Linked DNA regions of Homo sapiens: regions 1 and 2 are each linked to region 3. The links are chromatin loops, found by intact Hi-C in ENCODE. Cell type or tissue: mammary epithelial cell. All regions are shown on one strand.

Region 1 (8,000 bases), 96 kb after region 3:
AAAAATTTAAAGTAATGATTACAAATACCAGTAATTTAATTTCAGGTTTAAGTTGTATATTTCAAACTGTAGTTTTCCTCTTCAATTATTTTTTGTTTTATTTTGTTTTATATAACTTTTTCACTCAGGAAGCAAAGTTGTCCACTTCTGTAAATTTCTGTAATATTTCCATTTAGCTAGTTCTGTAACTCCTGACTTTCTACCTGCTTCTCCATTGTGTGTGTGTGTGTTTTCTCTTTCTAGAAAGATGTGTTCTGATCTCTTGATTGACATAAGGTTTGTTGAAGAACTGAGGTTATAGATCCAATGATTTCAGACTTATGTAAAACACTATAGTTTCTCAGGCATCTGCTATCCCCACCCCACAATGCTAAAAGTAAAACACCTGCAGCAGCTGGAGAAAATTGGTTCTGGACTTTCAGTTTCTAATGACCTACCCCTGGGGAGAAACAAACAGCTCTCTTGGCAGTTACTACAGACATCGCCACCTCAGTTTGCCCCAGGGCAAAAGTTACACTGCTGGAAAAGTGTCAGGTGAAAACAGGTTTTATAATTAAGGACAAAAAAATAAAGGAAACTTGGTGAATCTTTCTTATAAACCAGTGCTGCTCAGAATATATAATTTGACAGATTTAACTCTACCTTCAGTGGGTGGTGCTGCAATGTTTAATTAGTTTTTACTCTCACGTGAAGTGCTTTGATTGTATAGGACTCCAGAGCAATGCATATTTATCATTACGCCTCATTGTTACCATCTGCAGAGCAGTCAGTAACCATCAGCAGATGGGCAATTGAGTGGGATTCAGTCTTCCTGCAGGATTCTCTTTGAGCACCGTGAGTTTCTGTCTTAGAGCCTATTTTATTTCTTGTAATCTGTAAATTGTTACTTTTATATCGTCTGGTTCATGCCAGTTGTAGTATTTTTATTTTATTTTTTTGAGACCAGGTCTCACTCTGTCACCCAGGCTGGAGTGCAGAGGCACAGTCATGGCTGACTGCAGCCTCACCCTTCCTCTCAGCCTCCCAAGTAGCTGGGACTACAGGCACATGCCACCCTGCCTGGCTAATTTTTTAAATTTTTGTACAGATGAGGTCTTGCTATATTGCTCAGGCTGGTCTCAAATTTCTGGACTCAAGGGATCCTCCCTCCTCAGCCTCCTACAGTGCTGGGATTACAGGCGTGAGCCACTGTGCCTGGCCCCATCTTTATTTTAAAGCCCCTTCTTTATTGGTCATTTTGGCATTCCTAAAGAAAAAGCATTGATAATACTGGAATAGAAGAAAGCTTTAAAATAGTCCAAAAAATTTTTTAAAAGAAATATAAAATAGCAAAATAAAAAAATCAAATTTAAAAATAGGCATATACAAAAAAAAACTTCAGCGCATACCTTAAACCAACTTCAGCACATACCTTAATCCAGAGTTAATCTGAACCGTAGTATGTTCCTAAATCTCAAACCCCAACTATAAAACTTCTAGAAGAAAAGAGAAAAAGGAAATATTTATGACCTCGTGTTAGGCTAAGATTTCTTAGATATGACATTAAAGGTGTGATGGATAAAAGAAAAAAAAATGAATGACTATTTGCAAATCACATACCCGATAAAGGATTTGTATCCAAATTATTTAAAAATATTCAAAACTTGATAATAAGAAAACAATGCAATTAAAAATGGGCAAAATGTTTGGACAAATATATGGATGGCAAATACCCACATGAGAAGATGTTCACCATCGTTTCATGGATGGCAAATAACCACATAAAAAGATGTTCACCATCATTTATCATTTAGGAAATGCAAATTAAAACCACCGTGAGATACCATTCAGTGCTTACTAGAATGACTAAAGTTAAAAAGACTAACCATACGAAGCATAAATGAGAATGTGGATCAACTGGGAGTTTCATACACTGCTGGTGGCAATGTAAAATGGTACAACCATTTTAGAAAACAATTTGGCAACTTCTTTAAAAAGTTAAATACATATATACTGTATTACCCGAGCCAGTCCATTCATAGGTATCTACTAAAGAGAAATGAGAGCATGTATTCATATAAAGAGTTGTGTATGAGTTTTGTTAGTTGCTATATTTCTAGGAATGCTATTAGCCCCAAACTGGAAACAATGAAGATGTCCATCAGTAGGTGAACTGATAAACAATATTGGGATATATCCATACACTGGAATATTATTTACCAGTGAAAAGGAATGAATTTATAATACATGCAACAATGCAGATAAATCTCAAAATAATTATGCTGAGTGAAAGAAGCAAAACAAAAAGAGTACATACTGTATGATTCCATTAATATAAAATTCTTGAAAATTCAAACAGATCAATTGTGAAAGAAAGCAGATGGATGGTTTTCTAGGATGGGGAGTATAGAATGGAATCGGGGAGGAAGAAATTACAAAGTAGTATGAGGAAATGTGATCAGGTAATAGATATACTTATTATCTTAATTGTGGTGATGGTTTTGCCATTGTATGTGCATCAAAATTTATCAATTGTGTACTTCAGGTATGTTAATGTAATTATATGTAAATTATGGCCTGGGGCAGTGGCTCATGCCTATAATCCCAGCACTTTGGGAGGCCCAGGCGGGTGGATCACCTGAGGTCAGGAGTTCAAGACCAGCCTGGCCAACATGGTGAAACCCCACCTTTACTAAAAATACAAAAATTAGCCAGGCGTGGTTGTGCACACCTGTAATCCCAGCTACTCGGGAGGCTGAGGCAGGAGAATCACTTGAACCTGGGAGGCGGAAATTGATTGCAGTGAGCCGAGATGGCGCCATTGCACTCTAGCCTGGGCAACAGAGCGTGACTCTGCCTCAAAAAAAAAAAAGTAAATTACAACTTAATAACACTATTAAAAAGAAAAAGAGGGAAAAGAAAGGGGAGGGGAGAAAAAAAGGGAAGGAAGGAAAAGAGAAAGAAATGGGAGGGAGGGAGGGAAGGAAAGAAGGGAGGAAGGAAGGAAGGGAGGGGAGGCAAGATAAAGCCTGGACTTGAAATCAGAGACAAATCTTGGATTTATCATTTACTTGCTGTGTACCTGTGGATAAACTGCATAGCCTCTCTGAACTCAGTTTTTCTTTTCTGTAAAATGAAGTTAATAATATCTACCACATACTCAGATACTGTAGGTAAAACTATTTTTCTATATGCAGATTGCTCAAAAAATATTTGGTATTATTATGAATATTACTGATGGTATTTGACAAGCAGATACAAACTGCAGCAATTTCAATATTTGGCATTATTATGAATATTACTGATGGTATTTGACAAGCAGATACAAACTGCAGCAATTTCAATATTTGGCATTATTATGAATATTACTGATGGTATTTGACAAGCAGATACAAACTGCAGCAATTTGGGGCATTTCCCACATACTTTGGGGAGAAATGCCTGCAGTCCTTTGAGATGGGAGGGGGTGTTAAAGTGGATGTGATGTAGAGAGAAGCAGCAAGAATGTTTATCTTTTTCTGTGAGAGGGAAAATAAAACCCCAAACTTGCTAGACCTCTGACGGCACAGGAAATGCACTGCAGCTTCCCTCCTGTCTGGGGTCTACAGGTCCTAGCATGCAATGGCCTGATTTCATGTGGGCCACAGAGCACTGCTTGTAAGGACGTGTAGCTTCTGTTGGCTACCCGTGATGGAGAGGAACTGAAGCAGAAATGGGCAATAAATTCTTAATGCATTGCACACATTACGCATCATGTTATTTTTAAACAAAAGGCATACCTTGCATTTTCCCAGTAAGCTAGAATGCATTTATGTTTACCAAAAGGTGGCCAACTATTGCTTGGATAACCCGAACAGCTTTTATAAGCACAAACGTGTTTATACAAACTTGTTTAGAAACATGCATGCACTGTTCAAAAAAATTTGCAGTTTTTCTTTCCATTAAACATCTCCTTCTTGGCTAGCTCAGAGTGTGGAAGTAAACTCAAAGCACTAAGCCATTTAAAATAGAAATCAGAATTTAATAAGGGAATGTCATGTTTCATTTAAAAGCTTATCTTCACCTCCTTTTCTTGTGCTGTCAAGTGAAAGAAAAGCTAGCTTTATAATTACATAGCTGCCTCAGCTTTAGCTTATATGTGAGATCTCACATTATTTTTCCACACCTTCCCCCCCACCTCCCTATCCCACCTCCTTCCTTCTCTGCCATTCAACCCTTTCCCACCCTGACTTGCTTTCTTATGCTTCTTAAGGAGCTGACAGAATGATGGAGCTCTGTTGATTAAGCTGCTGAGTGGCGGTGGCCCTTATTAATTTAGGGGTCACAAGCAAAAAATGAAATGAAATAAAATAAAATAAATGACTTTAGTGTGAAATGTTTCTCACTGTGGATCATCATCCTAGCCTGGCTGGATAGAAAATTAGGTGATTTTGGTTTCCACTGCTCAGAAGAGCGTGAAATCCCATGGGACTCAACTTTGACAAATGTTTACTATCTTCTCTGAGGTCCTTTCTCACAGTTGGTCTTCGTATTCATCACTGAACACCATTAGGATCCTCACCCCTTGTTAAGAACTTGGCCAAGGAATTAGCAGCGGGACCCTCAGGTGCTCTTTCACATACATTTTTATGGTAGCCTCTTCTTGTTTTCCTAATCACATCTATTAACCGCACTGTTGATCACAGAATATTACGTCCACAGAAGCCAGAGCTGAATATTGGAAATCATATTGTTCCCTAGAAACTGTTATTGTAAGGAAGTAATGTAAAAGATCATAGTGTAGTATAAAACCATATTATTATACTTGGGGCTGTTTTGTCTGTAAAAAGAGATAGTTCTTGCTTGATCACCTGCATGACAAGGTGATCAGTTTTGAATGCAGGCTTTATCTGAGTTGAGTGGTTAGAGGTTAAAAGGAGAGATGTTCCGCAGATCCTTTATAATAAATGATGAGGACTGAGAAATTATTGATAGCTCCTCTGTGGCAGTAAGATAATGCATCCTTGTTTAGAGGATAATATTTTCATTTGTAATATAGACAAAATGTCATTTAGAAAATGTATAAAAGTGGATAATACCCTTCACTCTATCACTGGAAATCTGTAGTGGGTACAGACCTAATGAAGTTTCTCAGCTTTAGAAGGAACCAAGAGAGTCAGCTATTCTCTGTCTCACCTGTGAATCCCTCCACAGCACCCCCAAACCTTGTTTGACACATTCGGTGAGAAGGAACTTGCTACCTCACTGTTACTGGATAGTTATATCAGAAAATTCATCCTTCTTTTAGCCAAAATCAGCCTCTCAGGAATTGAACTAGTTGATTAAACTCTGCCTTCTGGAGCCTCTGAGGATAAATCAAATCTGTTTCTGCCAGGAAGCCCTTCATGTGTTTTTTTTTTTTAGACAGTTCTCGTATCTCCTCTGAAGTTCTCTTTTCCTCCACCAAGTAACATAATCCTCATTTCTTTCAGTAGTTTGTCACTCAACCTCCTCTGGGGTCTTGCGCAATTCCTTATGCATAGTAGGCCTTCAGTGAATGTTTGAGTTGACAGATTCCTGACATCAATTATGTTCTGAGTTCCACTGAGATTCTACTGACAACTGTCTTCTACTCCGATTCCGCTCTCTAGAATGTGGAAATAGCAGTGATTCTGAGGATGTTTTCATGCTGATAACATCTATACCTGATTGATGTTAAACCATTCTCTTGACCTCACGTTTCCTCCTGGAATGGTTGACTGGTCCTCCCTTCCTTTCTCTTTTGCGTTTGCATCAATTCCCAGAGAAGAATGTTTAAGAGAAAAAGGTGTGTTTGTGTAAATGAATCTAAAATGAAAGATCTAGGAAAGAAGCCTAAGCTTTGGGGGAACATACAAGTCCTTTCATCTTTCCTAGTTGATGGAAAAAACTAGAAATTGTAGTTGTAGTTAAATTCATTTTAATTCATTCATTTATGTAATGAGCCAGGTCATTTTTATTTATTTCAGGAAGGTCATGTACATTGAAAATGACATTATACAATTTCCTCTGCGGTTTTGGCAGCATATATGACAGCAGGCAAAGATGTAGGGGAATATGCTTATTCCTGAGCATAAGTACTAGAATTAGAAGTGTGGGGTTTCCTCCCCAGTTTCATGTGTGACAGCACTAACCTTCAGTACCTCAGAATGTGACTGTATTTGCAGATAGTCTTTAAAAAGTTAATTAAGTTAAAATGAAGTCATTAGAGAGGGCCTTAATCCAATGTAACTGGTGTCCTTAGTAGAAGAGGAGAGTAGGATACAGACAAGTACAGAGGGAAGGACCATGTAGGATGAGCAAGAAGGGGACCACCTGCAATGCCAGCCAAGGAGAGAGGCCTCCGGAGAAACCAAACCTGCCAGCATCTTGATCTTGGACTTCCAGCCTCCAGAACTGTGGGAAAAGAATGTTTGTTGTTTAAGCCACCCAGTGTGTGATACTTCATATGTGAGCTCTAGTAAACTAATACAGCGAGGAAATCTTCTAATTTAAATTCTGAAATATGCAGTCGAATTAAGATTAAAGAAAAGATTTAAGATCCCATAAGATATAACTACAAATATTTGGTCATTAATGATAATGTTGGATCTACTAATCTTATTCATCTGGATTTATTAATCTGAAATAATACCAGTCCTTCCCATTTAAGTTTTGAAAGGAAAATTTATAAAACATTGTGATTAAACTATATGCTTTAAAACATTATTCTGTGCTACAGATATATTAATATAATTTAAAACATGTTAGTGATCCTTCCGGTGACTCACTGATGCCTTGCCTCACCACAGTCATATATTTATTATTTAGGTTGGTGCAAAAGCAATTTTTGCCATTAAAAGTGATGGCACTATCAAAGCTAACATTTTTGGCAATGGAATGATATACCAAAACTTCTAATTTTACCATGTTATCATCTTTCTTATTTATACATGGTCTGCCAGCATGTTTAATTGTTAGACTCTTCAAGAACTTTTGGAGGAAGCTTTTTGTATTTGACTTGTCAAAAGGCACATTCTGGGAAATTGATCTGGGCCCTAAATAGGCATTCAGCAAGTTATTGGCAAAATAAGTCTGCTTGTCAAACTGTGGGTGACCTACTAGTGAGTTGCAGCCAAGACTTAATAAAGTAAATTTGAATAGAATTGGATAGAGAATATCAGTGTACAGACATAGTAAGGTTACGTATTGTGTAAAATTTCTTTCAATTATATTCATTAATTCAACAAATATTGAGCACCTACTGCATACCAAGCACTGTTCTAGGTGCTTGGGATACATCATTAGACTGACAAAAATCCTTGGCCTCATGGAGCTTTCTCTGTAGTGGGAAAGATAAATAATAATTAGCACAATAAGTAAATTGTGTGGTATGTTAGAAGCTGATTGTGCTATGGCAAAAAGAAACAAAGTGGCAGGAGGGGATTGGGAGTTATGGTAGTATGTGGGGGGGATGGTTGCAATTTTAGATATTAATAAAATGGTCAGGTAGGCCTTATTGAGCTGCTGTTTGATCAGAGACAGGAGGCAAGAGAGTTGACCATGTGGATATCTGGAAGAAACGTGTTAGAGGCAGAGGGAACAGTCAGTGCAAAGGCACAAAGGTGGGAATTCCTAGAATGTCTGTAGAATGGCTGGGAGGCTAGTGCCTTTGTGAGGAATGAGGGAGGGAGCGATGTGTCCAGTGGTTGAGGGTGCCGGGTCAGGTAGCATTTATAAGTCACTGTAAGCATTCTGGCTGTTCTGAGTGCAGCTTGGAACCACCCAGAGTTCTGGGCATAGGACTCACATATGTATGGATTGTAATTGAAAATGCATTTATTGGCTAGGTGTGGTGGCTTGTGGCTGTAATCCCAGCACTTTGGAAGGCCAAGGTGGGAGGACTGCTTGAACCCAGTAGTTTGAGTCTGCCATAAGCTATGATCGCACCACTGCCCTCAAACCTGGGTGACAGAGCAAGACCTTGTCTCTAAAATAAATAAATAAGATACAACAATAATAAA
Region 2 (8,000 bases), 190 kb after region 3:
GGTAAGCACTCTCCTGTTTGCTTCTTTTAGAACAGTTCTTTTAAGTGCTTGTCTTACTATTTCTCCCCCATGATGCTGGCAACATTCATTGCTACTTACAGAAAGAAGACACAAAGGATGAATGATCCATTAACCAAACCTACCTAAAGAGGTTCAAATTGAGGTATGGATTACATTTTGATGGGCAAAGGCGTACTCTGTAAGTTGAGGATTATATAGTAACCCAGACCTTAATCTTCAGACACTCCAAAGTCTTTGGAAAATAAGCCTTATTTCTGAGAGTGTGATGTGCCTCAATTAGGAAAAGAGCTGTGGGAGAAGAGTGAATACAGACTCCAGATAGCCTGATTTGAAGGAGGCTTGCCTGTTAGCGTAAAGGCCAGGGGCAGCTAAGCAGGTGCAAACACAGCTGGTGATCCAGACCTTCTAGGAACACACAGGCTGTTAGGCTGTGCATTTTCTATAAAAGCGCTTTGTGCTTTGTTCACTTTATTGAAAATCATTATTCTCGACATTTTTACTTCTGTAAAAGAAATATGTATCTTATTAAGAGTTATAAAAAGTACTTGGATTTTTAAATATATTTCTAAAAAAAATTTAGTCAATCATAACCTATATTGGTGAGGTTTACCTTAGGGAAAGACTCTCAGGAAAAGATAGAAAAATAACTTATGAACTCTTTGCAAGCAGGAGAATATGATTGTTAAAAATCTATATGGGCCTAATATTTATACAACTCGAAATGATTAAATTTTTTAAAAAAATTTCTTCATCTGTCCTTCATTTCTGAAATGATTAAAACCTTTAAAAAAATAAGATTTAGAAAGAATCATGAACTTAAACTACTTTGCTCAATTAGGAATATTACAACTTTAGTAAAAGCTAAAACATTTTGATTCATTTCAGAAGACTAATTCAACTCTTATTTCACATATAATGAATGAGACATTTATTGGTTATAAAGCTTTTCACTTTTTGTTTCCTTACTTATCCAGAGAAGAGGATGGGAATACCAAATATGTTTTGAAACCATTTCATCCAAAGCTGGCTGGAAATGTTTCTCTTTTTCTTTGTTCAATGATAGGTAAAACACTGTAACTTTAGAGCACTGTGATCACATTAGTGACATCAGCTTAAACTTAGGGACTAGGGAGAGATGAAGGAATTGTAGTTGTATTTCACAAGAAGTCCAGAGTAGAGAAACAACTCATTATTTGCCATTTTTTTCACATCTAAAAGTGTTCTCTTTCATAAGCAAGATTGGGGTCAGGACAAAAGGGAGTGCAGCCTGTTCTGGGTTTTGTTGAAGCTGTCTCCAGAAGCTAAGTAGATGGACTGGTACAGCCCACATTTGAAATGTAGACTGATTCACCTACTTACTAATTGGGAAGCTAAATCCATGCCCTAACCATTTCTTAAAAAATAAATATTATAAAATAAAATAAGGAAAACATTACTGAAACGTTTAAGGAAGGTGAATCTGTGGAATCTGTATTCTGATCATTGGGCAGCAATATTTGTGTATCACTAAACATTACACCCATTTCCCACCTTTATCTCCCAGGCAGCTCAGGATGAATGGGATTCTTTACATGCTGTAAAGTCGGCAAGGCTGTTTGGTCACAGCAGAAATTTCATGTTAATGCCAAAGATTACTAGAGTAGAAGATAGGAAAGGCAAAGCTGTTTAATTTTGTCAAAGATAAGACAATATTGTGAGGTTTCTGTGACTGAATCAGATATTGTATTTTATAAATGAAGAAAATGCACAACCGCTATTGGGAGCTTCAAGGAATTCTGCTTTAATGAGGGGCCTTGCCGATCTTTATCATTTAAAGTGGATGATAATCTTTAGGGGCTGCACACATTCAAGCTGACATTCTCTTCCACCCTACTTTTAATATGCAGCTTTTACTTCCCCCAGACGCTACTTGCATTGTTAGGAGATTTCTGGATAAAATGTACATAAGTCTGTTAAAAATAAGGGAGTAAGAGAAAAGTTAGACATGGCCAATTCCTTTTACTCAGATTTTAGTTATATGGCATTCTGGAAAAAAAAAAAAAAAAAAAGACCAAAAAAACTTTACCCTTTAAAAAAAAATCTTATTTTAGGAATCAGAGCATACTTCTAGGCAATCATTTCATTTTGAATCTATTATATTCCATTTGTTCTTTAAGTTCATTGAATATTTAAAAATCCCTGCAGCATTTTTTTCAAATCCCATGTAAAGAATTAGCAGCTAATTTGGCATACTACAGTATTCATAAGATAAAATATGTAAGTAAGATTGACCAGGACTTACTTGTTTATTTCATGCATTCATTTATTTTACCAGGACAGGGTGGGAGTGGGATGGTGGAGTGGGAAGAGTAGATGTGGGGTTTGTTTGGTTTTGTTTTAATTTGGGCTTATCTTAGAAGATGTGAAATGCCTTGTTTTGATGCAGATCTGTCTGTGGATTGGGTGCTAGGACACAAGACTAACACTCTTTCTCTCCCCACATAATGCTCTAAATCTTGCAACAATACTGACTCAATGACTTCAAATCCCATGCTCCTTTCTTCCTTTCTTTCGCTTTCTAAACATGTTTGTGTTATGAATCATACTCAGACACAGGGCCCATTTGATGGCTGGGGCTGGGTCTCCTTGTCACCACCCCAGTCAATTGGAATGCAGCCCACAAAGTCGCCCCTGCCCCGGCCCAGGAGCTCCGCCTGGCTGGGTGAGTTCATTGATGTGCTGAATATCACAAAGACTTAATTCTGTGCTGAAAGGTTAAAAAGAAGCGGGGAGGGGAAAGAAGAGAGGAATAAAGATGAGGTCCGTGGAGAATGGTTAATTCAGCTAATGAATTTTTGCAGAATGGCTAACAAGGAAGAATTTTGCTTAAGGAAAATTGGTCCTTGATGTGACTCCTTCCCTCCGTCTCTTTTGCCTTTTGAGCGGGTGGAAAGTTAGAGGAGCTGTTAGTTAAATGACAGAGGGAAATAGAAAGATGTATTTTCAAAAGGCAAAACAAAAACTACCACTTTGGCTTCCAATTCATGCTTTGAGGAATGTCAGCTTCTCACAGCGTTGCTCCGGCCGCCCCTGCCCCATTTAATATTATGCAGCTGGTGTGACCTAATTTAGCCTCTGGGGGCACCCAAGTCAGAGCAGTTGAGGGCTTCACACAGATTCTTCTGCAACATGTCTGTTAACCAACAGTGCCTTTGGGAAAAAGCTTGGGTAGTTAGTCTTTTTGGTAGAGTCCAGTCCTGTCCTGTTTCAAGAGGGATATGAATAAGGCAGGATGATTCCAAAGAAGAGAAAAGACACTGGACACTGGTAAGAAGTGTAATAAAAGCAACTTGGCCTATCCCACCTTTGTTTCTTCCTGGAGTTAAGAGGAGTCTCCCTACACCTTCGGGCTCTTCTAAACTTGGAATAACCTAAATGTATCGGCAGGCTAGAAGAAATCTGCAGATGACATTTTAAAACAAAAACATGTTCATGTTTAAGAAGAAAACCCTTATGTGATTGTACAAGATGTATTCATTATTCAAGTACCTGTGACAAATGTTCATATGCCTATGGTAGACAAGAAGATAAAAATAGGTGCTGGGACTAGCAGAACTCAGGTTTTAACAACTTTAGGAGGAAAATTTGATTTGCATGCCATTTACAAATTTTTTCTACCACCTCTGACATCAGAATTATAAATGTTTAAAAAACTGCACAATGACTTTATAACTTTCCTGTATTTGATTTATGTTCACACAAACTGTAAAAGAGAGAAAGCTAGCACTTTCTCTTTTCTCTTGCAATTACATACTGCATTCACACATTAAGTACATGAAACTGATACCACTGTTCTCCAGCTGCAGACTTTTGACTTTATTGCCCAAATATTCAGAGGTTGTATGGAAAAGGAGCTCAAGGTAGGGGAAGGGAAAAGGCATTTTATTCTCTACCTTTTTGTCCTTTAAACTGTATGATCAAAAGTATCATTGTGTGGCACCACAGTTGGGGAAAACATAGAGTAAATGAACTGGAGAATGAATTGGCCTAATATAATGGAGTTTCATGCCTCCTCTTTTTTTTTTTTAACATATTAAGGTTCATTCATTCAACAAACATGTGCTAAGCATCTGTAATATGTCTGGCATTGTTCTCAACCCTTGGGATACATTAATGAACAAAACAGATAAACATATCAGCCCTCCTTGGGTTTATATTCTAGGGCTTGATCATTGAGTCAATAGAACCTGATTCAAATTGTTCAGATTATTTTTCCCCACATAGTCTTACTACTCTTACTCTCATCAAAGACGTCAGTTCATATTAATTTTCTTTACCATTTCTGTTGCAATTTACATTTGCTCAGTACTCTAACTTCAGTCGTTACCCAAGGAGACTGCATAATCTCATTTCTTGGACATTTCTTCATTTCACATCCATTCTGTCATTATACACTTGCTATGGACAGAGAATCTAGGGGTGATGTCTGAAGGACCTTTCTAGTCCTGATTCTGCAAATATCTAAGCATCAAATGTCTACTCAAGGTAGGTAAGTATTGTTTTCTTTCTTTCTTCGTAATGTATTGAACAAAGTTCAAGGAGGCAAACTGGCTGCAAATGAGAAAGGCTTGAAAAGTGTCAAGGTTTAGACTTCTCACTTTGAATTCAGCACTGAGACTATGAAGCTTTGCTGCTTGTTGTATTTATTCTCCCATTCATTTATGCATTTATTAATCCTTCATCCAGTACACCTTCGGTTACTGCAAAACTATGAGCCAGACACTGCCCCAGCTGCCAAGGGGAGCAAAGATATGCCAGAAAGCCACTGCCCCCTGGAGTTCAGTCTGGTGGGGCACCGGGATGCTTCTTTGCAAGCACAGTTCTTAATTTCAATTCATGAAGGACTTAAGTGTTTCTTCAGCTTGCTTTTGTTTTTTGTTTTTTTTTTTTTCAGTATTTTTATGGCAAGCTGTCTTTGCCAGCAGAGGAATACACTATTAACATGTTGAACACAGACCTGAGTTCTTCCACATGTGCGTATGCATACACATGCATGTGCATACACATGCACAAAAATTTGTTTTTCCTCAACTTTGCTGAACTACTTTTCCTTCAGTTATCGGCTGAGGCAATATAGTAGTATGCAAGCTTTTCAGAAATCCAACGGGATTCATGCCCAGCTGAGTTATTTCACTCTGCGTTCTGTGTCAGTTCCTGGAAATTAACAATAGAGCATTTCACTTTGGTCTTTGATCCCACCAGCTCAGTCATGGTATTTTTCCAGATGTTTCCGTCTTAGGTTGCTATTACAAAAAAGCACAGCACAAGTTAAACTAGGACAAGTTGGCCTGTCCTGGGGTCTGAGGAATGTGTTTTCCACCAAATAAACTGGTCATGTGCCACAGACGGGTTAGAAAGGGAAACTCAGACTTTATAATCAGAGTGATCCTTTTCATTGTGTGTTTAGGAAAAAGTACCATGTCCACCCCCAGTAATTTGACTCAAGACCCTGTAGCTTCTCAAAGACATTGATTTGGCCTGGTTCTAGTAAAAATGATTTGTGTTTTGAAATAAGTTACCATGCTATTTTCTCTCAGGTTAATTTACCCTAGCCTGTATAATACTCTTAGGGGTCTAAATGCCAACAGGCATAGGAAAAAACCTCAGTTGCCAGTAATTATATCATTTAGGTGGTTGGGCAGAGATAAGACAAATAATTGGTGTTATCATGCCTTCTATCCAAGTTTTGTAAGCAAGAATTTCATAGCATGTTTTAACACAAATGGCAAAAAAAATAAGCCCACAGCAGCTTGAAGCATTATATGTGAAATTTACTAAACTAGAAATAAGAAGAAGAAGTGAAAACAGTACCCCAAGAAAGTCCCAGAAGACTGATAACACCAAATGCAGGGGCCCTTGCTCTACCTCAACTCCAGCCCAAATCCACCATGAAGACTCCCTCAGTTGTCCTGAAACACATGCCCTGAAGCATAATGTGGTATTATAAAATAAATTTCCTGAAAAATGACAAGATAAGCTTCTAATGAACTGTGGCTAAAATCTGATACTGGAAAGAGGAAGATGGAAGATGGAATTAGGAAGATGTTGTGTGAATGTTGACACATATTCTCACAGCTAATGCTTATTTTATTAAGCATTTCTCATTTGGTTTGTGCTACTACTAACTCATAACATTATTTATTGAGCTTGATTTCCAAATAGGTAATATCTTTCTAAATGCTTTTATACCCTGTGATCTGGCAATTTCACCCCTCCATATAGTCCATACAAAAATGTATAGATATGTGAATGAAACGGCATATGAGAATGTTCCCAGAATTATTTTTTTGAGCAATCAAACACTGGAAATTGTCCAAATGCCTATGAACAGTAGAGTGGATAAATTGTGGTATATTCACATAATGAAATGCTATGCAGCAATGAAAATAAACCAATTCTAATTATACTCATCACTATGGATGAGTCTCGTAAACATAAATTTGAGTCAAAGAAGCCATAGCAAAAGAGTCCATAATTTATGATTCCATTTATTTAAGTACAAAGAGAGGCAAAACCAATCTATTTTGTCAGGAGGTAGGATAACCCTTGGGAAGGGGTGGTGATTAAAAAGGAATAGAAGGAAGGCTACTGGGGTGCTGGTTGATTCTTTTTAATGTTTGTAAAGTTTACATGGTGTCTTCAGCTTATGAAAATTCCTTGAGCTCTGACCTTATATGTACACTTGTCAATATGCATGTTAGAGTTTAATACACTTGTGCAAATGCAAACATATGTTCACTTATTAAAGACAGCAACACAACAGAAAAATTCATTTAAAACTTACTTAAAGAAAAAAAAAAAAAAAACTAGTCGGTTGTGATGACACACGCCTGTAGTCCCAGATACACAGGAGGTTGAGGCAGGAGGATCTCTTGAGCAGAGAGGTTGAGGCCAGCCTGGGCAACATAGTGAGACCCACCCCCCCTACCCCCAATTCCTAAAAAAAAAAAAAAAAAATCCTGAGTAGTTTCGGGTTTGACATTTAAATAAGAACATAATTTACGAATATTTTAATCTTATTTTCCTACTTTAAAGATTAGGATATTTTCCTGAGTACATATCAATGTGGATACATTTCATAGTTATTATTTGACCACAGGCTCTGAAGAATTGGCATAAAATATTGCATAATACAAGTATGTTAAATTGGATTAAAATGAATAACAAATGCTATTTTTCCTTCGTTAAATATTCCAGATTTCTTTGATTAGATATCATCTCTCCCTCTTTTGAAAGTCCACAATATGTTGTATTTCACTTAGCGATGCATATATTGTACTACTTTGTATTATGTCTAATTTTATAAACTCCTTGGGGTAGAGTTAGGGCTCGTTCATCTTTGAATCTACTGTGATATCTGCAGAAGGCAGGTGTAATATAGTGAAGATGTTAAGAGAGTGCCTACTGGTGCTAGACATGGGTTCAGGTTCCCTTGCTGCCATTTACAATTTTTTTCTTTTTTTTTTTTTGAGACGGGAGTATTGCTCTGTTGACCAGGCTGGAGTGCAATGGTGCAATCTCGGCTCACTGCAACCTCCGCCTCCCGGGTTCGAGCAGTTCTCTGCCTCAGCCTCCCGAGTAGCTGGGATTACAGGAGCCCGCCACCACACCTGGCTAATTTTTTAATTTTTAGTAGGGACAGGGTTTCACAATCTTGGCCAGGCTGGTCTTGAATTCCTGACCTCGTGATCCACCCGCCTTGGCCTCCCAAAGTGCTGGGATTACAGGCGTGAGCCACTGCACCTGGCCTACAATTTGTATAAATTTGGGGAAGTAGTCTCTCTGTACTTCAGTTTCTTCTTTATAAAATGGGAACAATTGTGGCATCTGCCTCTTAATGTTGTGAAATTAATCAATCGCCAGAAAGCTCTGAGGACAGTTCCCAAAACATAGTTAGTTCTCAAGAATTGCTAGCTGCTATTTTTAGGCATGGTAGTATA
Region 3 (8,000 bases):
CAAGGGCTATGGGTGTTGGGAGCTAGGAACTGTAGACAAAAATTAATATATATCATAACACACACATCGCCCCTCAAATTTCAAGGGAGGCTAGGACGTGGAGATTTTAGCTTTCACTGCTTTCGTAGGAGATAACAATGTAAAAGAAGTGAGTTGGAAATGATATCAGCCAAACTGTAGTGTTTGCCACAATTGTGGACAGACTAAATCCCTTTCCAATCTCTCTCTGGTAGTCAGAAGTGATTGATTTCATTATGTTCTCGATATTTCATTATCATGCTCCTTCCCTAATTTCACATAGCATACCATTTGTTTAAAAATTAAATACCCACTCTGTAGGCTGCATTAGAACAAGGATAGTAATCACGATGATATTGATTTGTTCATTAAATCCCACAATTACTGTTTGATTATTGAGTATCTGTCTACATTGCCAAGCACTGAGATACAATGTTCACTGATGTATATTTCCTCTCATTGAAAATGTCTTATCTATACCATGCTTTATCAATTAGGAATGCTTTTAGCTACTAAAAGGAGAAAATTCAACTCATAGTGATTTAAACCATATTAAAAATCTATAATTTACTTTTTAAATAATTCAAATGGAGGTGAGAAGCTCTACAATGTTAGATCACTGGGAGTATGTCTCTGTGACCCCCCACCTGGTTACAAGAAGGCTGCTAGAGCTCTAAACACCTTCAAGAATGTGCCCGAAGACAGTCATGATGGTGAGAGAACTATTCTCTCACGTCTCCTTATTTTATCAGAGAATACAATCTTCCCCAGAGGCCTCCTTAGCAAACTCATTGGCTACAGCAGGATCAAGTGGCCATTACTTGCTTTAAGGGATGCTAGAAGAGTATCTGGTGAGAAGGGAGAGGGGATTGTGAATTAATACTGGGTAGCCAACCAAGAGTGTTGTCATAAACACTTTATAGCTTTCCATATACTGTCGCATTCATGATCTCATCTTGTGACTCAATGAGACTACTATCCAAACATACTGGAAACCCAAACCTGGAATAGGTGTTATAAGTGGCATCTGCTATGTGGGAACTTCTGGCTGTGAAGTAATTTAATGGTCCTTTAAAGGTACAAATTTAATGCAAAGGGGCTTAAATAAATTATAATGCATTTTGCTTACAAAGTGTGCATGGAAGAACATAAGGAGTAATTCAGAAGATATTATAGTTTAGTAAGATAATTAGAAAGAGAAATCAAGATATGTGGATTATAGCCTCAGCTTTGGGTAAGACACTGGAAGAATTTCGAGCCTCTGTTTTGTCAGCTGTAAAATTACATACTTGAACAAGATTAGATGATCTCTAAATTCCTTCTCAAAGATAAGAGGACCCATATAACCATGATGCTGGAAGTTGTGAGCTTAAAAAAAATTAAAATAACCTATTTCAATCTCTTTTTAACAATGAGATAACTTAGGGCTTGGGAAGATCACCATTTGTCTGAATTCACTTATTTAAGTTAGAAATTTGAGTCCCAGTATTATACTTTCACAAATAATTGATATTGCATCCTGAAAGATTTTTAAAAATTTGGCCTCTTCTGTCATTTTTTTTTTCATTTTAGGCAGAATCTCTGTGATAGCATTTACTCTGCTTAAGAGAGTGCAAATAATGAGATTTTTTTAAAAGTCATTTTTTAGCTGTAAATTTTTGGGCAAATTACTTCTTATCCTTGCGGTAAAATAATAATTATTCCTTCTTCATAATTTTTCTTTTCTTTTTTGAGGACTGGATAAGTAATCTATTAAGGGACCTTAATGTACTAACACACAGCAAGGAGTCAATCTGTAGTAACCATGATTATCATTAATATGTCTCCAGCCAGCACTTGCGCTTAAGCTTTCTCACACTTAAGAAAGTGTTTGAGAGCAATTTCCCCTGCAGGTTGTACGGAGGTGACTCCGATTCTCACTATTATTCTTTTGTCTTTTATGATCATATCTTCCACCATCATATTATATAGGTATGAAGGCTCTGTGTAATAACTAAGGGTGTGGTACCTAACTGGAAGTCAGACCAATCATTCTTATGCTGTCACTGAAACCAGTAACCGGTGATTTGTAAGAGAAGAGTTAAAACAACTTAAACTCAACAACAACACCAAAAACAAAAACACTTAAATTGGGGATTCTGAATATGGGATTCATGGATGGGCTTTAAGGGAATGGGAAACCACCTGATATTTCATTCAAATGATTGACATTTTGGCCCAGGTAATTTTGGGGACTGTCCTGTGCACTGTATTTAGCAGAATCTCGGGTCTTTACCAACTAGATGCCAGTAATACTCCCCATTCATGGGTTATGATAATCAAAATTATCTTCAGACCTTGCCAAATATCCCTTTCCTTCTTCAGAATCGCTGTGGTAAAGCTTTATATGTCCGCGCATTTTTTTTTCTGGAAGGCTTATCAGTTTCATCGTATTTTTTAAAAGACCTGTGACCTCAAAAGGCTTGGAATCAATCACTTAAGGTCTTTCAAAATAATAATAAAAGAACACATATCTCCAGCTGTCGTTGTGGGAAAAATGTACACCATCACGGCTAATTAAAATGGTGCAGTCTGAAAATCTGCTATGAAATATATACCTACCAATTTATTACTTTCAACTCCTCTAAAAAGACACCTCACAAAAACTATATCTGGGAAACTGTCTACTTCAAAAACTGCTGTTCCCAGATGGCATACTTCTTAAAATACTGTGTTCAGCAGAGACTCCCACAGTCATCTACTGAATCTAGCTCTAAACTTCTAAAGGGGTTAGTGCTAATGACAAGTGGAAAAAGTCCTCAAGTCCAGAGGGGAACTAAAAATCAGTTGTTTCTCAGAAAAGAAATCAAACGATGGAATAAATTGCAAAATTGATCAGGAGGCAGGATGGAGGAGAAGGGAGGGAGGAAGTGAAGGGAAAGGGAGGGAGGGAGGGAGAGAGAGACAGAGAAACAGCAAGAGAGAGAGAGAGAGACCTTTGAAAGAGTGTATCTCTTGGGAGAGGCTCGCTAGAGGTCCGCCCCTGCCTTCTCCCTGGCTCGTCTGGAAAGGCAGCTGCCCCCATGCCATACATGAGCCTTGGGCTGTCTGCTGTGCTTTAATTCCCACGTCCACAACCGCCTCATTCACCGCCTTCCAAAGTGACCACTTCTCAAAAGCCTCCTCAAATCTCAAAGGGGCCACTTTACCCACTCTTTAAGGCCCTCTTTCCCGTCTACGGCTTCTTTTAACGGCGGCAGGAAAACAGGAGCATAAACCCGAACAGTAAACCCAGAAAAGCCCCAACAGGCAAAGTGTGTCATCTTCCGTGGCTCCTCGGGGTCACCCAGGAAGACAAGCAACTTTCTCCCATACTTCTCGGTCTGTCTGCCTTCCCCACTCAGCTTTGAATGAGACGCAGGGAGAGGGGGCGCGAGGGGGCTCGGGGCTAGGGGAGGAGCCGCGAAAGCTGCCCCCGGGGGTGGGCCTGGACCCGCGCGGACAGCGGGGCACCCCCCCACTCCCTTCCCGGCGCTCCAGGAACGTCCCCGGTGCGTCCTGGGTCTGTCTGCGCGGAGTTCCCCGGGGCGCGAGGGGAGGGGACTGGAGAAAGAGGAGGGCCGGGCAGCGGAGGGGAGGAGGCGGTGCGTGCCTCGCCTGCCAAAGGGAGATCCGCTCCTCTGCGTGCGATCCCCGGCGCCCGCGCGCGCCCACAGCGCTCCGCCAGAGCTGCCGCCGCGGACTCGCCGGGAGTGGGGGTCTCCGCTGGTGCCAGCCCGCTTCTGGAGACCCTCCGCCTCCTGCCAACCCCTGCTCTTCCAGGTCGGGCCCCGGGGTTCTGCGGCTGTTAGGGACAGAGGCAAAGAAGGGCAGGACGGTCCGGTTTCCCGTGGATGTTCCCGCCCGAGAAAGACAGCAAGTTGTGTGTGCGCCCGGGACGCGGGAGGGAAGGTGGCCGCCGCCCGCCAGCCATGTAAGTAAATCACTCGGCTGCCCCGTGGGCGTGGGCTCCGCTGCTTTCTCCCGGGCTCCCTCTCTGCCCCGGAGCCGGAGTTGGGCTGCTCCCGGGCTCCGGACTTCCTGAGCTCGGCGGATCCGTCGGCTCTGCCTGCCAGCCGCGTCCGCTCTTGGCGTCTGCCTCCGGGGGGTGCTGCCTTCCCATCCTTATCCCCTCCCTTCGTCCAGAGCCGGCTGGAAAATGCCTCTTGCCCCCTTTTAGAATGGAGGGATCATTGTGTGTCTCCATGGGTGGAGTGGCTCGGTGAGGCAATGGCAGGGGGCTAAATATGGGCTTGTCTTGGCGAGGGCGCCTCACCGCAGTTGGAGATGGGGGCCCCCTGCCCGCAGGCCACCCCCTGCTGGTCTTCCCCAGCCTCGTGGCCCAGATAGATCAACTTCAGCCCTGACTGCAGTTGACAAGATTAGAAAAAAAAGTAGTAGCCGACCTCCCGTTTGAGTGACATCCAGAACTGAAAATGGGCGGTGGTTAGAGAAAAAAACGGGTAGGGGCGAGGTGAAGAAAGGGGGAAATTTGCTATGGACCCTGAAAGCTGGAGTTAGGGGTCCTGGGGGTGGAATTCTAGGGTGGATGGGCTCTGTGCTTCTGTATTCATTTCTTTATGGAAAGTGTGAGAAATGGTTAAGGAACTCTTTTTGAAAGGCTGGGGTGGAAGTAGATGCCCCTGGAACCATTTGGATGACTGGGGTTTGATGTAGCATACTGGGAAGTATGGATTGCTGTTCAAATTAGACAATCATTCAGTGGGAGAAATGATTGCAATAGAACTGTTGGAATCAATGAATCAAAACTGCAGACTCAAAATAAGTCATACACAGGCATTCTTTTACACTAGAAGATGTTAAGACTAAAGAAATTCTGAAATGCTGCTGAATGAGTACAAAGAGTGTCTGGTAATAGTTCTGTACTGTGGGTGCCTCCGCAGACCATAATGCTTGTTAAATTTATGGTACTCTGCAATTGTGAAAAATTATCCTAATTAGTTTGTTTGGCTCATGCAGAGAGTTAATGCACCCTTAAAGGGACATAGAAAAGTTGCAACAAACTATGAGCATGAACTTGCAAGCCAAAAAATGGAAATCATGGCATGGTTCATTTTATTTTAATTGTTTATTGCCCAGTGAAAGTGCTACATTACTTTTAATGTGAGTATATAATATATAGAATGAATTCATTGGCCTGTCAAATAAAAATCGGGCGTTTCTTTAAGTAAATAGCTGTCAGAGTTAATTTGGAAATATTTACGGAAGATAAAGACATGAAAAAGCTTTGAGCTGGTTTGACAAAAATCGAGTTATGAAGCTCATAGAGAGAATTAGTTCTTCCCACTTTTAAAGTGTTGAGGCAAGTCTCAATGTTTATTAATTGAAAATTGTAGACTAGCTGAAACAGTGTTATCACTTCTTTTAATGCCTTTAATTTTTAATGTTTCCTGTTGTTTTACCAGGGACCATCATCTTTAGTGCAGAGGATGGAAAGTTGATGCCCAGTAAGACTGAAGATCCATTCTGCATTACGGAACTGTGGATTATCTGTGGGTCCCTGGTGATTTCACACCTTCATTCACTCCTGCAGTCCCTGAACACTTACTTGGGGTCCTCATTGCCCTATCTGGTGAAAGATGGCATCCAGCCTGACTTGTACTGGAGTAATCTGGGCTTTGCTGTCTTTTCTTTGTGCTGCCACCTCCTGCGTGGGGTTCTTTATGCCTTACTGGCTCTGGGGATCACAGCTGGGCAAGCCTGTGTCCTTCGGTACCTTCCGGAGGTGCTCATATCCTGTGCATGATGAGAGTCGGCAGATGATGGTGATGGTGGAGGAATGTGGGCGCTATGCCTCCTTCCAGGGCATCCCCAGCGCAGAATGGAGGATCTGCACCATAGTGACCGGCCTGGGTTGTGGCCTCCTCCTCCTGGTGGCGCTCACTGCCCTCATGGGTTGCTGTGTTTCCGACCTCATCTCCAGGACAGTGGGAAGAGTGGCTGGAGGAATTCAGTTTCTTGGGGGTAAGTGACTTGCTGAGCTTGAGTTGTTTACTGGAATCCCAAAGCAGTATTAAAAGTTATGTTTCAGTTGTCTACTGAGATTATTATAAATGACACCTGGAATGCATAAGAGAAATAGATTTGGAATGGCTTTGATGATAGGTTGCCAAAGTCAAGATTATTGTCAGAATTGCTGCTTTACAACTTCAAGAGTTCTTAATTTCTGTACATATACATCACTGGCCTGCTAAGTGCCACCTATGTGAAACAGTAACATCTAGGTTGTTTGAGGTGTAGTAGGGGCGACAGTTTGGATTTTATAGCTTCTTGTTCGTTATGTTAAACAATAGACAATTAGATTATCTTTGTCTTCATGGAATCCTCGGGTCTTTAAAGGTAAAGATTTCACAGAAAAGTGGAAAAGGTTTTTGATTCAACATTGTTATCATGAACCTCTAATACACTTTGGTGGATGCAAAATTTACTCTTGCCCAATCTTAAACTCTATTTCTAAATAAATGTTAACTATTTTAAATGAGAGATCAGTTTTATATAACAACTATGAACTTAACTATTCTACAGAGATAGCTATCCACTTAATTACCTTGTTAGGTCTTAACTTTCCTGGGTGCTCTTGCTGTGGAAAAAAAGAAAAGGGATATTTAGCAAATGATGTGTGCTTGTCCCAGATGGACTGGATAGTTTCACTAACGCCAGAAAAGGTTTGATTTTTACTTGGATTCCCTCCAGCAAGTATTGCTTCAATATCTTTGGTCATATGGTTTTAATTGTACTTTATGTATTTTCCACTGTGCTTTTCACCTCCATTCTTCAACCTGACTGGCTGAACTTGTCTGATTTACAGTCCACCCTGGTGAAATATGACAACCTCCATAGATAGTGCAGAGTGAAGGGAAATAGGAAGCCTGGAAAACTTATACAATGTATTTGGAACTTCATTACAAAGTAAAGGTCTGTTACTCCCTCATTTGGTGTTTTCTTACAGTCTTTTGTGAAGAATCCAGAAGAAGAAAAATGAATTAAAAATGAGTAGTTGTGAGACAGTCTCCCCATATTAGAGAACCCCAATGGATTATTTCAGAGTATTTAATATAAAACTTTCAAGTAACATTTTCAGTAAAGTTTAATTCTTGTGCTGAAAATGCAAGTGGCAAAGTTTTGTGTTTTGAAATGAGATAGAAAGTTTTGTTTTAAAGTGAGATAGAATTGTCCATTCTTTCCTTACTGATGTAACTTTGTTCTCATTTGGGTTTTTTCCCATTGGGTTTGCACCTTAGTCCCTCCCGGGAGGCAGTGTGGGGGACCTACCTGTCATCTCTTTACAGCTTCAATGTTTAACACTGACAAAAGTCTTGCATGTGATATGTATATTTACACAGGTATGTACTTAAAACTATTAGGAAACCTAAAGAAGTTGTCATTGAAAGTGGAAATGTAAATTCAGAGTTTGAAAACTTACAAATTTTAAGAATAGATTTTAAGAATAGAATTAATGCCAAGAGTATTTAAAATTTTTTTCTGTAAGAATAAAGTTGGTCTGCTGTTTGTGTTTCACTTGGCTCAGGAAAAATGCTTAAGCAGTTTCATTTTCTCCTCTTATGGTAAATATTGCTTTCCATTTTTCCTTCATTTTAGGGCAGGGCCTGCTATTATTTCTGGCAGAACAGGAAAATGCTTACAAAGAGAAATCAGTTTTTATTGATTATCTTTAAACGTGTAATGAAGGAAGGCAACAGGAAGTGAATCTGAGACCCATGAGATTTATGGTTCCTTCCCTAAGCTATGTATAGATTTTTTTTGAATTATATAGAGCTAAATGTTCTACTTTACAGAATACCCAAGGGGACAGACAATTGGGGAAATTATATATATTTTTAAAGAACCATGTTTTTTTCTTTGTGAGTACTTTTCATGAACTCTGGCTTGGTAAGAGTTACTGACATTAAGCTAAGAGTATAGTTTGTTAGTAGCAGCTGGCC

Evidence for each region. Peaks named below come from ENCODE experiments on the same cell type or tissue, not always from the same donor. Only the 100,000 strongest peaks of a DNase experiment are listed, where the experiment ranks them.
Region 1: a loop joins it to region 3, with 8 times the contacts of the local background. A loop is called at or near these places in 11 of 110 quality-filtered maps.
Region 2: a loop joins it to region 3, with 13 times the contacts of the local background. A loop is called at or near these places in 83 of 110 quality-filtered maps.

The regions. Positions count from the first base shown.
Region 1 is chr13:39,502,878-39,510,877 of GRCh38, reverse strand. All of the region lies in intron 2 of LHFPL6 (LHFPL tetraspan subfamily member 6), which reads left to right. It overlaps LOC105370170 (a long non-coding RNA gene), which reads right to left and starts at 5,572. Exons shown (of 4, transcript XR_007063765.1): 1 at 5,155-5,572; 2 at 1,412-1,475. In mammary epithelial cell, no CTCF peak of the experiment used is centred here; DNase peaks (open chromatin) are centred at 467 and 3,617; H3K4me3 peaks cover 262 bases; H3K27ac peaks cover 1,644 bases.
Region 2 is chr13:39,412,452-39,420,451 of GRCh38, reverse strand. The region is part of intron 2 of LHFPL6 (LHFPL tetraspan subfamily member 6); the gene reads left to right. Among named protein-coding and RNA genes, the nearest start is that of LHFPL6, 190 kb to the left of the region's middle. RefSeq lists an enhancer at 2,467-3,409. In mammary epithelial cell, CTCF peaks have their summits at 3,131 and 4,842 (motif pointing left); no DNase peak of the experiment used is centred here.
Region 3 is chr13:39,598,853-39,606,852 of GRCh38, reverse strand. It overlaps LHFPL6 (LHFPL tetraspan subfamily member 6), which reads left to right and starts at 3,660. Exons shown (of 4, transcript NM_005780.3): 1 at 3,660-3,970; 2 at 5,463-6,021. The coding sequence starts at 5,637. LOC112268119 (protein SPT2 homolog) reads right to left here and starts at 5,529. Exons shown (of 4, transcript XM_035861111.2): 1 at 5,460-5,529; 2 at 4,313-4,403; 3 at 3,211-4,209. The coding sequence starts at 5,529. RefSeq lists a silencer at 3,466-3,765. In mammary epithelial cell, CTCF peaks have their summits at 4,162 (motif pointing right) and 5,928; DNase peaks (open chromatin) are centred at 3,612 and 4,122; H3K4me3 peaks cover 1,953 bases; H3K27ac peaks cover 1,998 bases.